2 separate regions of the Homo sapiens genome follow, and region 1 is linked to region 2. A link is a contact called in ENCODE Hi-C data. All regions are on one chromosome and are shown on one strand. Each heading gives the region's core, a stretch centred on a gene start or an enhancer-like site at or near the end of the contact. The rest is flanking DNA. Distances are from core to core; before and after follow the strand shown. Region 1 holds the start of ZNF443 (zinc finger protein 443). Region 2 holds the start of JUNB (JunB proto-oncogene, AP-1 transcription factor subunit).

Region 1 (5,989 bases), core at 3,396-5,895, 350 kb after region 2:
CACTGTAACTGTGGTGTGTAAATTATTCTTTTTTTTTTTTTTTTCCTGAGACAGAGTCTCGCTCTGTCACCCAGGCTGGAGTGCAGTGGCGCGATCTCGGCTCACTGCAAGTTCCACCTCCTGGGTTCACGCCATTCTCCTGCCTCAGCCTCCCAAGTAGCTGGGACTACAGGCACCTGCCACCATGCCCGGCTAATGTTTTGTATTTTTAGTACAGACAGGGTTTCACCGTGTTAGCCAGGATGGTCTCGATCTCCTGACCTTGTGATCTGCCCGCCTTGGCCTCCCAAAGTGCTGGGATTACAGGCTTGAGCCACCGCGCCTGGCCGTAAATTATTCTTAAGTAGAAAGAATAAATGATGAACAAATCCAAAATAATAACTACAACAACTTTTCAAAACACAGACAGTACAAGCAATATATAAATAGAAACAAAGAAAAGTTAAGAAGCGGGTATGATGTTAAGGCATAGAGTTTTCATTAGATTTCTTTTTGTTTGTTTCTTTGTTTATACAACAGCATTAAGTTGTCATCAGCTTAAAATTATGGGTTATAAGATAGTATTTGCAAACCTCATGGCAACCTCAAGTCAAAAAATGTACAACAGATACACAAAAAATAAAAAGTAAGAAGTTAAATCATACCACAAGAGAAAGTCACCTTCACTAAAAAGAAGACAGGATGGAAGGAAAGAAGGGAGAGAAGATGAAAAAACAACCAGAAAACAAATAACAAAATGGCAGGAGTAAGTTCTCACTTACTAATAATAACACTGAATGTAAATGAATTAAACTATCCAATCAAAAATCATAGAATGGCTAAATGGATTAAAAAAACAAGACCTAATGATCTGTTGCCCACAAGAAACACACTTCACCTATAAAGAAACCCATAGACTGGAAATAAAGGAATGGAAAAACATATTCCATGCCAGTGGAAACCAATAAAGAGCAGGAGTAGCAATACTTAGACAAAATATATTTCGAGACAAAAACTGTAAGAAAAGTCAAAGAAGGTCACTATGCAATTATAAAGAGGTCAATTCAGCAAGACGATGTAACAATTGTGAACATATATGCACCCAACATTGGAGCACTCAGATATAGAAAACATATATTATTAGGTAAAAAGAGAGAGGGCCGGGCATGGTGGCTTATGCCTGTAATCCCAGCACTTTGCGAGGCCAAGGCAGGTGGATCACCTGAGGCCAGGAGTTCAAGACCAGCCTGGCCAACATGGCAAAACCCCGTCTCTACTAAAAATACAAAAAATTAGCCAGGTGTGGTGGTGGGCACCTGTAATCCTAGCTACTTGGGAGACTGAGGCAGGAGAATTGCTTGAACCTTGGAGGTGGAGGCTGCAGTAAGCCAAGATTGCACCACTACACTCCAGCCTAGGCAACAAGAGTGAAACTCTGTCTCAAAAAAAAAAAAAAAAAGAGAGAGAGAGAGATAGACACCAATACACTAATAGCTGGAGATTTTAACACCCCATATTCAGAACTGGACAGATCTTCCAGACAGTAAATCAACAAAGATTATTTCAATATATACTGAAAAATTGGACAAAAGAAAGATTAAATGGGATTTAATCTACACTATAGATCAAATGGACCTAATAGATATTTACAGCACATTTTATCCAACAGCTACAGAATACACATACTTTTCCTGAGCACAGGAATCATTCTCAAGGATAGACCATATGTTAGGTCAAAAAACATGTCTTAAAACGCTCCGAAAAATTGAAATAATATAAATTGTGTCACAGAATAAGTGGAATAAACTAGAAACCAATGACAAGAGGAATTCTGGAAACCATACAAACATATGGAAATTAAACAATACGCTCCTGAATGACGAGTGGGTCAATGAAGAAATTAAGAAGAAAATTGAAAAGTTTCTTCAAACAAATGATAATGAAAATGCAACATACCAAAACCTATGGAATACAGCAAAAGCAGTACTAAGAGGGAAGTTTATAGATATAAGCACCTACATCAAAAAAGAAGAAGACCTTCAGGCTGGGTGCAGTGGCTCCCATCTGTAATCCCAGCACTTTAGGAGGCCAAAGGGAGTGGATCACCTGAGGTTAGGAGTTCGAGACCAGCCTGGCCAACATGGTGAAACCCTGTATCTACTAAAAATACAAAAAATGACATGGTGGTCGGTGCCTGTAATCCCAGCTACTTGGGAGGCTGAGGCAGGAGAACTGCTTGAACCCAGAAGGCAGAGGTGGCAGTGAGCTGAGATTGCGCCATTGCACTCCAGCCTAGGCTGCAAGAGTGAAGTGAAACTCATCTCAAAAAAAAAAAAAGAAGAAGAAGAAAACCTTCAAATAAACAACCTAAGAATGCATCTTAAAGAATTAGAAAAGCAAGAGCAAACCAAACCCAAAATCAGTAGAAGAAAAGAAATAATAAAAATCAGTAGAAATAAATGAATTTGAAATGAAGAAACAATAGAAAAGAACAATGAAACAAAAAGTTGGTTTTTTGAAAAGACAAACAAAATTGACAAACCTTGAGGTAGACTAAGAAAAAACCAGGCCCAAATAAATACAATTAGAGGTGAAAAAGGAGACATTACAGTTGATACTGCAGAAATTCAAAGGATCATTAATGCAACTAAGAACAACTATATGCCAATAAACTGGAAAACCTAGAAGAAACTGATAAATTCCTAGGCAGATAGAACATAGCAACATTGAACCATGAAGAAATAAAAAACCTGAACAGACCAATAACAAATAATGAGATCAAAGCCATAATAAAAAGTCTCCTAGCAAAGAAAACCCCAGAACCCAGTGGCTCCACTGCTGAATTCTACCAACATTTAAAAAAGAACTAATACCAATCTTACTCAAACTATTCCAAAAAACAGAGGAGAAGGCAATACTTCCAAATTTATTTTACAAAGCCAATATTACTTTGACACCAAAACCAGACAAAGACATGTCAGAAAAAGAAAACTATAGGCCAGTGTCACTGATGAATATTGATGCAAAAATCCTCAACTCAATACTAGCAAACTGAATTTAACAATACACCAAAAAGATCATTCATCATGACCAAGTGGGCTTTATCCCTGGGATGCAAGGATGGTTCAATATATGCAAATCAATCAATGTGATGTATCATTTCAACAGAATAAAGGGCAAACACCATATAATCATTTCAATGTGCACTGAAAAAGCTTTTGATAATATTTAACATCCCTTCATGATAAAAACCCTAAAAAAAAGTGGGTAAAGAAGGAGCATACCTTAACATAATAAAAGCTATATATGGCAGACCCACAGCTAGCATGATAATGAATGGGGAAAAACTGAAAGCCCTTCCTGTAAGATCTGGAACACAATAAGAATGCCCACTTTTACCACTGTTGTTCAACACAGTACTTGAAGTCCCAGCTAGAGCAATAAGACAAAAAAAAAAAAAAGAAAAAAAAAGAAATAAAGGGCATCCATATTGGGAAGGAAGAAGTCAAATTATCCTTGTTTGCATATAATATGATCTTATATCTGGAAATACCTAAAGACTCCACCAAAAAAGTATTAGAACTGAGAAATAAATTCAGTAAAGTTGCAGTATACAATATCAACACACAAAAATCAATAACATTTTTATATGCCAACAGTGAACAATCTGAAGCTACTTGAGAGGCTGAGGTGGGAGGATTGCTTGAGCTTAGGAGGTAGAGGTTGCAGTGAGCCATGATGGCCCCACTGCACTCCAGCCTAGGTAACAGAGCAAGACCCCATCTCAAACAACCAAAAATGTGTAGAAGGATGGTTACCAGAGGCTGCGAAAAGTAGTAGCGAGGAGTAGTTATGGGGGAAGTGGGGATGGTTAATAGGTATAAAAAATAGTTACAAAGAATGAATAAGACCTAGTATTTGCTAGCACAACAGAGTGACTATAGTAAAAAATAATTTAATTGTACATTGAAAAATCTTGAAAAATTTCATTGAAAAAGAGCATAATTGGAGCCAGGCGCAGTTGCTCACGCCTCTAATCCCAGAACTTTGGGAGGCCAAGGTAGGCGGATCACGAGGTCACGAGTTTGAGACCAGCCTGGCCAACATGGTGAAACCCAGCCTCTACTGAAAAATACAAAAATTAGCCGGGTGGTGGCGCGTGCCTGTAATCCTAGCTACTCGGGAGGCTGAGGCAGGAGAATTGCTTGAACCCACCCAGGAGGCGAAGGTTGCAGTGAGCCTCGCACCATTGCACTCTAGCCTGGGCGACAGAGCAAGACTCCCTCTCGAGGAAAAAAAAAAAAAAAGATATAATTAGTTTGTCAGTCCGTGTCCAGGAGGAAGAAGCAGGAGGTCCTATTGAGTACGGGCAGGAAATTCCGCTTAAGTGCAAATATAACCCGGGAGGATTCAGATCAAAGAGCAGGGAGGAAGCCCCCCCTGCCAAGGGCTGTGTCAGGAACTTGCTCATCCGGCTCCACTCAGCTGTGCAAGATCGCTTCTTCTGTCAATCAGCCCTCAGGGGGCGGGACCTGACGCCCTATCCAATCAGGGGCGTGGGGCGGGTTCGTGGGAACTGTCAATCAGGCACTGCCCAGAGAAGTGTGTGTGGTTGAAAAAGCCCGCGGCGTCTGCTCCACCCACCTGCGCTCGGCTCTGGGTTCTGTAGCTGAGAGACGACCTGGAAGTTCTGAGGCAGCCTTTGTCTGGCTGGAACACGCATTGGCAGCGGGAGCTGTCGGTAGGACCTGGGACACCGCGGAAGTCGGGAAATGGTGCGTGTGCTGGGCCGGCGTCCCGAGGCGGGGGAGGGGTTAGGTGGAACCGGCCGTAATCGGCTGTGGCTGGACCCGGGCCTCCCCAAGGGCGACTTCGGGATCTACGGACCCGGGTCCCCCTGGCGTAGGTCGGCCCTCGGCCGCAGGGTGGGGCTGGGCATGCAGCCGGGACCCCGGGCGTCCTGTCCCGTTCCTGCGCGGCGACTGCGGCCCCGGCGCCCTCTCTGGGCAGCTCCGAGCCCGCAGCCCCGGGTCTCCCCAGATTGTGCGGCTGTAACCAACACAGGTTCGCGGCCCGACTCACTGCACCGAGACGCCGAGGGCTGCAGCAGAAACGGTTTAACAGGAGGAGAGGGGAGGACACCCCAGATCCGCCTCCCTGAGGGATTTGGGGTCTGGACGGGGGCGGCTGGGTGTAGCGTCCTTGGTTGGTGGGGAAGTGAGGGGTGAATCCTGGGACAGGAGGTGAAGAAACCGCATTCTGCTGAGAGGGCTCCCTCGTGGGGTCTTCAACCTGGTTGGCGCCAGCCTTTCTGCTGGGATTCAGGATCTGAGAACTCCGGCGACTCTTGAGCAGCACTCGGAGATCTTATCCCCAGGCACAATGGGGAAGCCGGCGGTCAGCGTCTGCTGTGACCTGACTCTCAGGGAGGCGGCCCCTTGAGGCAGCGGGGCTGAGGGCACCTGTTTAATATCTAACTGCAATCTCGCCTCCAGCCTGGCTCGCAGTTCCTGTGAACCCGGTGAGGAGGCTGCACGGTGACGACGAGTCACCAGGTGGAATCCAGACTCGTGTGTGGGGTTTGTGTGTGGGAGGAGCTGTGGTTTCCGTGGTCCTCAGTCCTTTCTTCCTTTCCAAGGGCGACCGTTTCCCCTCTGAGTCTTCCAAAGACGTGGGCAGCAGGGTCTCAAATCCACCACTGTGTTCTCTCATCCTGACTCTTCCTAGGGCTGGCAGCAAATCTCTTGGTTTCCAGAGACTTCCCCAGGCTAACCTTCTGTCCTTAATTCACAGCAACAGTATGAACTGTTTGGCCCCAGGCGATATTTCACTAGTTTGTCATCTTGTTTTCAGCTAGCAATGTATGGCTTTTTCTTGAAAGAATTGTTTTGGGTTCCTGAACACGGTGGGTCATTCCTGTAATTCCAGCACCTTGGGAGGCTAAGGCAGAGGTATTGCTTGATCCCAGTAGTTCCAGACCAGCCTGGGCAACATGGCAAGACTTTGTCTC
Region 2 (5,839 bases), core at 719-3,218:
GGGACCACAAGATGCCTGCGCCGAACCGACGAGGGGGACACATACAGGACCGAGCCACCAACAGCACTGAGCTGGGGGCAAACCAGTGCTTTTTTTTTTCCCCCCGCCCTCCCAGCTTGGAAAAAAAGACAACAGAAATTAATAAAGAACCAATTTTTTTTTTACTTAAATAGATTCAATAAAAAGAACAAACACACACAAACACAAACACGTCTTAAAATAAACTCTTTAGAGACTAAGTGCGTGTTTCTTTTCCACAGTACGGTGCAGAGAGGGGAGGGCAGGGGGCGGGGGTCCCCTTCCCAATGTCCCCGCGGGCTTGAGTACCAGGCGGCGGGGCCAGCTCCGCCGCGATCGCCCCCTCTTCCCCTCCCTGTTAAATACACAAATATATTATATTCAATATGAATCGAGTCTGTTTCCAGCAGAAAAAAAACATACAAAAAAAAGTGGAAGGGGGGGCTTGTAAACGTCGAGGTGGAAGGACTGGGCGCAGGGTAGGAGGGCCGGAGTCCAGTGTGGTTTGCGGCGCCCCTAGGTCCCAGGGTGGGTGCCCACCGCCTGCTCCCTGGACCCCAGTGGGAGGCGTGTGCCCAGCCGTCCAAGCGAGGGGGTGTCCGTAAAGGGGCAGGGGACGTTCAGAAGGCGTGTCCCTTGACCCCAAGCAGCAGCTGACAGCCGTTGCTGACGTGGGTCATGACCTTCTGTTTGAGCTGGGCCACCTGCTCCCGGAGGAGGCCGGCGGTACTCGACAGCCCCGCGTTCTCGGCCTTGAGCGTCTTCACCTTGTCCTCCAGGCGCGCGATGCGCTCCAGCTTCCGCTTCCGGCACTTGGTGGCCGCCAGCCGGTTCCGCAGCCGCTTGCGCTCCACTTTGATGCGCTCTTGGTCTTCCATGTTGATGGGGGACACCGGCGGCGTGGCGTCCCGGCTGCGCGCCTCCGGCACGGTCTGCGGTTCCTCCTTGAAGGTGGAGGCGCCGCGGCCCAAGCCCAGCTGCGCCGGGTGGCCACCGGCGAAGGGCGGCGCGTGTGGGAGGTAGCTGATGGTGGTCGTCGGGTACGAGCTCCCGGTCCCGACGGCAGCCCCGGCGCCTCCCGAGGACGCAGAGGCTGGGGAGTAGCTGCTGAGGTTGGTGTAAACGGGAGGTGGCTCCGGGCCGGCGTAGACGCCCCCGGGCCCAGCCGGGGGCCCCCCGGTAGCGCCCAGGGACACGTTGGGGGGTGTCACGTGGTTCATCTTGTGCAGATCGTCCAGGGCTTTGACAAAGCCGTCGGCGAAGCCCTCCTGCTCCTCGGTGACGCCGCCCCCTGCGCCCCCTGCACCTCCACCGCTGCCACCCCCGCGGGGGTAAAAGTACTGTCCCGGGGGTGTAGGCGTCGTCGTGATCACGCCGTTGCTGTTGGGGACAATCAGGCGTTCCAGCTCCGAAGAGGCGAGCTTGAGAGACGCGCCGGTGTCCGAGCCCTGACCAGAAAAGTAGCTGCCGCCACCGCCGCCCTCTGGGCCGGGTCCGCGAGCCCCAGGCGCTTTGAGACTCCGGTAGGGGTCGGCCAGGTTGACCGCCAGGCTCGGTTTCAGGAGTTTGTAGTCGTGTAGAGAGAGGCCACCAGGGGCCCGGCCGTATCCCGTAGCTGTGTATGAGTCGTCGTGGTAGAAGGGCTGTTCCATTTTAGTGCACATCCGGGCGGCCCAGGCGGTCTGGGGAGGGTCCCTGCGGGGCCGCTCCGGGCCTCGCTGCAGCGAGCGGCGAGCTCTCCGCTGCGGTGACCGGACTGGGTGCCTGGTCGCGCGTTCTCGGGGGCTGGCGCGGGCGGGTAGCAGCCAGCCGGCAGCTGTGCGCAAAAGCCCTGTCAGGCTTCCCGAGCCCCCGTCGCCCTCTCTGGCGCGATAGCTTTCCTGGCGTCGTTTCCCCCAGCTCCCAGCTCCCTGCTGGCTCCGAGGCTGGCCTGGCCGCTCTCAAGGTCCCAGCCGCTCAGCCTGAGCCACACGCCTTTATACCGCGCTAGTCAGCCACGGAAGTGCGCTCCGATTGGCCGTCGCCGGAGCCGGGCCCCCGCGCCCCCCTCCTCGAGCGTGGGGAAGGGGAGGAGGCGGCTCGCGTCACTGTCAGGAAGCGCGTGTCCTTGTAAACAGCGGCCACGGGCCGGGTGGCTCGGCGGGGCTGCAGGGGGAGGGGCTCAAAGGACCTCGGGGTACGCATGGAAGGAGGTGCTGGGGGGCCCAGGCACATGAGTGAGGGGTTTCAGGGAGGAGGATGATTTCCCTGGAGTCCACTGGGACAAATACCAGGACCTGGTACGCAGCAAGTGGGGTGAGGGTCCCAGTATGTGCGAAGAAACCCCTGAGGTACCCAGAATACGAGAGGGGTAGGAGGACTGACAATCCATTGGGAGACCCCAAAAAGCAGAAATGAGGGTTAAGCACTGTAAATCGGGAGGGTTAAGGAGACACCTGACCCAGGAATTGACTGGGGGTCCCGGGCTCAGAAGGATGCGGGACTGGAATTTTCACAGGACGGAGGAGGGGAGAGATCAAAAGGGGTGAGTGGGTGGAGCTGCATGACCCATTAAATTGCAAGAAATGAGTAGGGGTCCAGGAGCTCATGGGAGCTGAGTCCAGAGTCTGAGGCTCTCCCGTAAGCGGGAAGGAGGCATTAGGGGAAGTCTAGATATGCAGAAAGCTAGTAAGCGGCCTGGGGTACACTGAGGCAGGTAAAATATGCCAGGTAGAAGATGGAGACATGTCTGCCAGAAATTGGGGACCACTGGGGTCATCTGCTAGCCCGGATGAAGGAGAGAGTTAGAAGGGGCCGGACACATCTTCGGAGCAGAGAAGACAATAAGAGGGTACTCAGTTGACATGTGAGGAGGGGGCCTTGAGGGTCCCGCGCACCAGGACTGCTGGATCTTCCACGACTGCTGCTCCCCCTCGATGGTAACCTCTTAGTCATCTGTATTCTCTGTCCCCCATCCTAAAACCCTCCCCTATTGACCCTGGGCTTTGCCCAACACCGTGTCGGCTCCTAGAGCCTGGACCCAGCCCGACGGCTGGGGCGCGGTCGCCCAACCCCACTCCCTTCCTTAGAAACAGGCTGGGGAAAGAGCGCAGAGGCAGGAAGTGTGGCAACAGCCCCGGGGGAAGGAGCCCGGCCCTGTCTCCGTCACTCGGATCCTACGGGACCGTGCGCCCCGCCCTGGGTCCCGCCGCATCCTGCGCCTCGGAAGAGGAACCTGGGCGTGCGAGCCCCCGCGGAGGCCCGGGTGCTTGGAGCCCGCCCAGCCGCGGCAGCCTCCAGCCACCATCCTCTCCCCTCAAGCAATGGTTCCGCCCGCGGTGCCTGCAGGGGACCGCGGAGGCAGGCGGCTTGGGGAGTGTTCCATTGGCCCGACGGCGGGGGACGCAGCCGAGGAGCGGGGCCTGGTCGCCATGGCAACAGGCGGGAGTCCGCGGGCAGGACTGAGCGCGGGCCGGCCCCCGAAGTCTCTCCCCGCCGCCCATATTAGGGCACAGGAAGAGGTGGGACCAGCGCTGTCCTGGGGCCCCGAGCCAGAAGCGGGGAACCCGACTATCTGCCAGGTCCCAGGGCGCGCCTGGGCCCCCAGACTGCTAGTCCCGACCAGCCCCGACCGCCGCCCCCGGGGCCCCCACGGCCGCCTGGCCCGGCCCCGCCCCACCCCGCCGCTTTGGGGCTGCGTCCTGCCAGGCCCGGCCTGGCCCAACCCAGCCCGGCAGGTCCCCGCCTGCCCGCGGGCCTGGGTCGGACTTCGCCCCCGGCCCGACGGGGCGCGGAGAGGGCGGGCCGATGCCTCGAGGCGCCCCCGGCGCCTGGGCGGGCTGGAACGGCGGCTGCCTCCTCCCTCGGGTGGGGTGCCCTTCCCTTCTGCCAGGAGATCTGGAGCTCCGTCCCCAACACCCCCCACTCACTCATGTGAGTCAGGGGCCCCACTCTCGTTTTAGTCTGCAGGTCCCATCCTACTATCATCCAGAATACCTAGAGGGAGCCCCCCTCCTTCCCTAGAGTAGCTCTGTCATCTGAGAGCTTCCCTCCCCGAGTCAGAGAAGACCTGAAAATCTAAGGGGAGAATATGAGGGAACCCAGAGCCCCTTCCCGGGAAGGGCTGCGGCGAGGTGCAGACGGTCAGGCTTCCAGTTAGACTTAAGGTGGGACTTCCGAGCAGTTAGTGTGTGAACCCACTAGACCAAGAGGTGAGAAGCCTAGTGTCTCTGTCTCTGTCTCTGTCTCTCTCTCTCTCTCTTTGTCTCTCTCTCTCTCTCTCAGCTTCCCAGGCCTCTGTCTTCTGGAGGATGAAGAGAGCCTCTCTCTTCTTTAGGGTAGAAAGAGGCTAAGGGATAGGGGTTAAACAGCCATTCCGGGGCAGCCTAGATCTCACCAAGTGTGGGAAAGAGAAGGAAAACGAAAGAGGCGAAAAAGAAACTGAGCTATGTGGGGGCAGGGGGAAGTCCAGCAGTGCAGTGGCCTTGCTGGAGGAAGGTCCCAGCAGAAGCTGGGGGCGTCCCGTCCTTGGAGGGTCCCTGTGACCCCTAAATGCCCCCTCCCTTCTTCCCCTTGCTTGAATGGCTCCCCTCCCCCTCCCCAGGCTCAAGGGAGATTCCGGAGGCCTGTGAGTCTGGCAGGCACACTGCCAGGCCTGTGTCTCCCGCCCAGGCTAATAACTGCAGCTGACATCTGGCTGGGCCCCGCGGGGGCGCAGCGGGCAGCGTTGGGGGGTTGGGCAGGGCAGGGCAGGCCAGAGGGCAGCACCTTGGGAAGCTAACTTGCAGGTCCCAAAAGCCAGGAGGCCACAGTAATTCAGCCCTGGCCAGGGCTGAGGCTGGCCATGCCAGAGGGAGTCCTAGAGAGAGGTGAGGCCATCCCAGACAGAGTCCATCCCAGGAGGAGGGCAAGGAACAGTGGGTGTATGGGGGCAGGGGCGCAGGGCAGGGAGAGATGCCCAGAGAGACAAATGGGTTCAAGGTTAGTGTCACGCAGACAGTGAGACTCAGAAACACTTAAGATAGATAGGCTGAGAAATAATAATTATTATTTTAATAGCCAACACTTACATGGCTCTTACTGTGGGCTAGGCACTCTTCTAAGTGGTTAACATAAAATAAGTCATCGACTGCTTCCAACAATCCAGCAAAATGCATGTTATTTGTATCCCCATGTAACAGATGAGAAACTGAGCCACAGGAGATTAAGGAACTTGTCTGGTGTCCAACAGCTAGAAGCACTAGAGTTGAGATATAATCCAAGCTGTCTGGCTTCAGAGCATTAGCCACTGTGTTGTGAATAATGACAACCAGAGAAGCATGTATGCAGTACCAGCTGCAGGCCGTCTCATGAAGGGCCTCTTTTTTTGGTGTTTTGTTTGTTTGTTTGTTTGTTTGTTTTTTGAGATGGAGTCTTGCTCTGTCGCCCAGGCTGGAGTGCAATGGCATGATGTTGGCTCACTGCAACCTCCGCCTCCTGGGTTCAAGCGATTCTCCTGCCTCAGCCTCCTGAGTAGCTGGGATTACAGGCGCATGCCACCATGCCCAGCTAATTTTTGTATTTTTAGTACAGACGGGGTTTCACCATATTGGTCAGGCTGGTCTCGAACTCCTGACCTTGTGATCAGCCCGCCTGAGTCTCCCAAAGTACTGAGATTACAGGCGTGGGCCACCATGCCCGGCCCTTTTTTTGTTTTTTTAAAGAGAACCTCACTTTGGCCAAACACAGTGGCTCACGTCTATAATCTCAGCACTTTGGGAGGCCGAGGGGGAGGATCACTTGAGCCCAGGAGTTTTTTTTTATTGTTTGTTTTGTTTTGTTTTTTTGAGACAAAATATCACTC

Evidence for each region. Hi-C counts contacts between places; a loop is a spot of excess contacts on that map. Pooled maps may share reads with other maps.
Region 1: a map with no recorded cell type shows a loop between it and region 2 (7-fold over the local background). The contact joins the promoter of ZNF443 here to the promoter of JUNB in region 2. A Hi-C loop is called at or near these places in 2 of 37 single-sample maps with no recorded cell type and 6 of 50 pooled maps.

What each region holds. Positions count from the first base shown.
Region 1 is chr19:12,439,677-12,445,665 of GRCh38, reverse strand. ZNF443 (zinc finger protein 443) reads left to right here and starts at 4,645. Exons shown (of 4, transcript NM_005815.5): 1 at 4,645-4,754. The coding sequence starts at 4,752. RefSeq lists an enhancer at 4,197-4,466 and a silencer at 4,877-4,966.
Region 2 is chr19:12,787,615-12,793,453 of GRCh38, reverse strand. It overlaps JUNB (JunB proto-oncogene, AP-1 transcription factor subunit), which reads right to left and starts at 1,968. Exons shown (of 1, transcript NM_002229.3): 1 at 139-1,968. The coding sequence starts at 1,682. The coding sequence ends at 639. It also overlaps a transcript of HOOK2 not described here. RefSeq lists enhancers at 1-105, 1-119, 1,994-2,605, 2,906-3,405, 4,310-4,879, silencers at 1,170-1,279, 1,650-2,229, 3,090-3,859 and cis regulatory regions at 1,709-2,263, 3,103-3,623.